2 separate regions of the Homo sapiens genome follow, and region 1 is linked to region 2. A link is a loop called in an ENCODE intact Hi-C map of the cell type or tissue named here. Cell type or tissue: psoas muscle. All regions are shown on one strand. Region 1 overlaps LINC02102 (long intergenic non-protein coding RNA 2102). Region 2 overlaps SRD5A1 (steroid 5 alpha-reductase 1).

What was found. A loop is a pair of places that touch in the nucleus more often than their neighbours do. Peaks named below come from ENCODE experiments on the same cell type or tissue, not always from the same donor. Only the 100,000 strongest peaks of a DNase experiment are listed, where the experiment ranks them.
Region 1: it touches region 2 in a loop (2.8-fold over the local background); 88 of 110 quality-filtered maps call a loop at or near these places.

The regions. Positions count from the first base shown.
Region 1 is chr5:6,703,189-6,705,688 of GRCh38, forward strand. It overlaps LINC02102 (long intergenic non-protein coding RNA 2102), which reads right to left. Exons shown (of 3, transcript NR_103771.1): 1 at 1,920-2,500. Among named protein-coding and RNA genes, the nearest start is that of LINC02102, 3.3 kb to the right of the region's middle. In psoas muscle, no CTCF peak of the experiment used is centred here; DNase peaks (open chromatin) are centred at 1,243 and 1,593; H3K4me3 peaks cover 720 bases; H3K27ac peaks cover 2,293 bases.
Region 2 is chr5:6,636,393-6,638,892 of GRCh38, forward strand. The region is part of intron 1 of SRD5A1 (steroid 5 alpha-reductase 1); the gene reads left to right. Among named protein-coding and RNA genes, the nearest start is that of SRD5A1, 4.2 kb to the left of the region's middle. In psoas muscle, no CTCF peak of the experiment used is centred here; no DNase peak of the experiment used is centred here.

The sequences.
Region 1 (2,500 bases), 67 kb after region 2:
AATAGAGACGGGGTCTTCCTATGTTGTCCAGGCTGGTCTCCAACTCCTGGGAAACATAGGAAGACCCCATCTCTATTAAAAAAAAAAAAAAAAAAAAGAAAGAAGAGGCCGGGCGCAGTGGCTCACGCCTGTAATCCCAGCACTTTGGGAGGCTGAGGTGGGCAGATTACCTGGGGTCAGGAGTTTTGAGACCAGCCTGGCCAGCATGGTGAAACCCCGTCTCTACTAAAAATACAAAAAAAATTAGTCAGGAGTGGTGGTATGCACCTGTAATCCCAGCTACTCAGGAGGCTGAGGCAGGAAAATCACTTGAACCCGGGAGGCAGGGTTGCAGTGAGCTGAGATTGCGCCACTGCACTCCAGCCTGGGTGACAGAGTGCGACTCTGTCTCAAAACAAACAAACAAACAAAAAAAATAAAAAAAGAAAAAAGTGACCCCCCATCTCAGCCTCTGTGCCTGGCCTAAGACAGGTTGCCAAGATCACTACCAGTATGCGCTGTCCTTTCTCAAGGTGTCTTCAAGGAGAAGTAAGTACACTGTGGACAGCCCCCTGGCAGTAACACATCTCCTGCAAGCCTCTTTGTGTAGGAGGATTTGTTCTCCTGGCCCCTCCTTCCAATACCAACATCTTGAACTACAATTGTAAACCAGAGTCCGGACCCAGGGTTGAGGTCCTCAAATACTCCTATGGAAGAGACCACGTTTTCCCAGCTGCATGGAGGCATTTCACAGCTAAAACCACTCTTCCAATTCAAAGAAGTAAATGAATAGACAACAGCTGTGAATAATGTCTTCTGTGTTTTTCCCTAAACATTGGTTTTGTGGTCATGTCTTCGCTGGTGTTGAAACACTTTTTCACAACCAATGATTATGTATGTGATTAAAACCTCGGAAATGGATTGCCTCGGTCATTCACTCGTTTTCAAGGATGCCACCACCATGTTTAGAATGTGGCTGTCCCATGCTTCTCCCCACCCTTGCCCCTGGCCTTTGTGCTTCTGTGCCCTTTGTGATTTTAGCCATCATCCGTGTAATGGCTAAAATTCAGAAGAAAACGGCTAAAATTCAGAAGGAAAGTAAAATTACAAGCAGCATTTTTCTCAACAAACAGCCCACTGGTGACCTCGTGAGGGCACCAGCCATCGCCTATGCCTGTCCTTCTGGTGGCACAGAATTCACTGGAAAGGTCTCGGCCAGCCAGGCTCTGTGTCCAGCCTCTGTCTGTGTCTCTAAGGGGGGCCTGCACCTCCCGGGCTGCCTGGCAGGGCCTGTGAGGCCTCACTGTCATGAGAAAAGAATCCACAGGTCTGTAAACTTGCTATTTTTAGGCCTCAGTGGACTTGCGCCAGTTTCCTGAGTGTAGTAATTACCCAGATATTTTATTGAATAGGGCCTTGAAAACTTACAACACACACCTCAAACCTACTCAGAAATTTAAAGAGGTTTAAAATGCCATGCAGCGAATTCTCAAAGACAAATGACAAGCCCACGTCTCCATCCACCTCCCCCCACACCCTCAGGCTGCTCTTACCCTGCTTCTCTGCGCTTTCCACACCCGTCCCCGCCCGGGTGAGCTCACCCCATGCAGCTCTGCTACATGCCAGCCAGGCAGGGCTTGCTCCGTGACGGCCCTTTCCAGACTGGCTTCTCTTCTAAATGCAAGCCTCTGTGTCCAACTGTCTCCTGGGGATGTACGAGGGACATCTCCAACCTAGCATTTCCTAAAGAGGGATGCTTCCTGCTCCACCCAGTGTCCCCCATCTCAGGAAATAAGACTTTCATCCATGGCTGAGGCCACCGACCCGAACGGATGCTTTGTTCACTCTTTGCCTCCCTCCCCACTAGCTCCCCATGGCTGGCTCTACTTCAAAATCCATGCTGCATCCAAATCAACGCTGCTCCCCATTCAACCCCTTACCTCCAGAATCTCCTGCGGGACTGCCATAGCCTCCTGAGCCCCTGTCCCAGTGGGTCCACTGCCCAGTACTGTTCCACACGGCATGTAATCTTCTAGAGTATGTCAATTTGACCTTGATTGCCTGACTCACCAATCTCCAAGTCTTCACCTTCTTACCATGGGGGAAGGAGAGCCTGGCCTGCGAAGAAGGCGCACAAGTCTGTGGGTGGTTTCCTTTCCGAGGCCCACGAGGTTGCACTTCCCTCTGGTTGTTAAGTGTGATGTATAGAAGATAATGACTCAAGTGCCTGGATTAGCAATTGTGGGGACTAGCAATGCCCCCAGCCTACCCTCAAAGTCCAGGCTTGAACAATAGAACAAAACAGACACCCAGAGGGTTTGGCAGGGAATAGAGAATGATTAGAGAGATAGAAAAATTAATTAGTTCATTACAGCTGGGAGCAGGAGAGCCATTCTCTTCCATTAATGGGAAAGTTGGAGCCTGAACCAAGAGCAGAAAGCATGGAGCAGAAGCCATGGACTGATTCTTCCTTCAGTTAGAGGAAGCAACAGGAGAAGCAGAAGACTGAAAGAAAACTCCA
Region 2 (2,500 bases):
AGGCAGGAGAAAAGTGAGCCTGAGGAGGCGCTGGCCAGGCAGAGCCAGTACCACCTTACACAACCTGACAGGTGTGCACACAGGCCCTGTGCTGACCTGTGAGGTTTCGCTGGAGTGAGGTTGGGCCCTGCCTTGGGGAACTAGAGCCTCTTTTGGGAGTGGCAAGGACCAGAGCCAGGTCCAGGGACTTTCCACAGTCCATGAGGCCTGAAGGCAGCAGCAGAGCTACAGCTCTTCCCAGAGCAACTGACTGTTCTGGGAACAATGAGTACAGGACAGTCAGGTCAAGGAGGGAGGAAAGGTGAAGGAAGGGATAGAGGGAATGGTGCGCTTTCATGTATTTATTCAGCAAACACTTAAGGAAGACTTACGTGCCAGTGAGGATTTCTGGACCTGGCGTTGTGCTGGGGATATAGTGACAAGACATTCCCTTTGAGTTGAGGAGTAAAAGACAGGTTATGGAGAATCTATGGGGTCTTTTGGACACAAACACCAGGGAGGGAAGGACAGGCTGCCTGGAAGGGGACAGGGCTGGGGTGGGGGGATAGCCATGACGCAGGACGAGCTGTGGTCCTGACCAGTTCCCCCAGGAGGGCAAAGGACATTTTCAGGAACATCTTTAGGGCTCACGGTAGCGACAAGGATTGCCTGCCTCCTATCTGTGCTGAAGCCTCCTTCTGATCCCAGGGCGCTTGGGTTCTTGGGTGCAGGGGCGGCAGCGTCTCACTGGGGCCCTAGTCATGTAGAGCATGGAGTGGCGTCTGGCATGGTGGCAGCCCCTGGAGGCAGGTGCCTTCCCCAGCCTCCTGGCAGGCCTCCCTAGGGCCTTCCGAAGCCTGTGCCTACTCCTATCACCTTTGCCCTCTGCTCTGTGATTACAGTGACGCCCCGCTGCATTTACCCTGTTCCCTGGCCCTCTATTTTGTCTCCCTGGGCTGGTGCTGTAACCCAGGTCCTCATCATCTGTGTTGGTTCTTGCTGGGCTTCTTCACTCTTCCCCACTGGTCTTTCTCTACCCTCGTTTGTAAATCCTGCTTTGCTAGACACAGCAAAAGTCTCCCGGAGTCAAGGGCATTAGCTCTGAACTGTGTCGGAGTCGCTGGGGGGCTTTGCAGACTGTGCCTGACCTCATGCTCTTTCTCTCCACCCACGCAGCTTTGTTCAGTATTCCCTGAACCCAGGCTGCTTTGCTCATGGATTTTCCTTCCCCACTATCAGCAGTGAATTAGTCAGGGGATTGTCTCTGCATTGCACATTCATTTAACAAATAACTCCGAGGAGCCTGAGCAGGAGGTGCCGCTTGCCACGGGAGTCCTCAGTGACTGCCTTTGTTAGGACTGGTGGCCAAATGGTGCCCAGAGTGCACAGTCAGATGCCCAGAGGCCTCCTCTTTCTGACACCTGTCCCAGGTTTGTACTCAGCCAGGTCCATGACCTTGTGGGACTTTGCTTCTGTCTTTATCTCTGACGATGGTGCCTCAAAACATTGCACCTACTTTGATTCCTTGTATCTCTCGTGTAATCCTATTAATGGGCTCCTGTGGGGAGCCTAGCCCAGCTTCACTTTTAAATGTGCGGTGGGTAATGTTAAAACACAGCAGGGAACTTTGAGGGTGAAGTGTGTTAAAAGATAAACTCAGGTGCATTAAAATTGTAGTTTTTTTAGGCTGGGCGCAGTGGCTCATGCCTGTAATCCCAGCACGCTGGGAGGCCGAGGAAGGTGGATCACACGAGGTCAGGAGATCAAGACCGTCCTGACCAACATGCTGAAACCCTGTCTCTACTAAAAATACAAAATTTAGCTGGGTGTGGTGGCGCATGCCTGTAATCCCAGCTACTTGGGAGGCTGAGGCAGGAGAATCGCTTGAACCCAGAGGTGGAGGTGCAGTCCAGCCTGGGCAACAAGCACTAAACTCCATCTTAAAAAGAAGTCATAGCGTTTTTTGGAGCAGACCAATTCATGAATCAGCACCAAACCACAAGCAGTATGAGCTCCACCTAGAAGGTGTGTGGGAAAGCCATTTTGTAAGACGTGTTTGCACAAGCAAGACAAAGGAAGCATTTGATTGGTCAGAGTGGAAAGTTCCGGAGGTTAGTGGGTGGTTTCTCCTTGGAACAATCTCTCATTAGAAGTCAATTGGCAGTTTCTGATTGCTTTAAGTTTCCTTCCACTGTTGGGTTTCCATGTGCTTATGTAAGACACAAGACACCATCTCAGCCTGATGGCCTTCTAATTAATTTGTTTTAATAAGGGCATACTGAATCCTTGGCCCTTGCCTCATAGATTGGAATAATCTGAGAAAAGAAAAACTTCTATTCAAAAGTGTAGGATGATGAAAAGTGAAATAATGATAGCCAAGCACTTATTTTAAGCATGCTTTGTTGGCAGCTGTGCAATTTGGCCATCATTTCAAAAGTCTTTTACAGAAGGAAAGGCTAGGTGAAAGGAACAGACCCAAATCTAGGAAGTGCCATAGATTTCAATGGTCTCACGTTGTTAG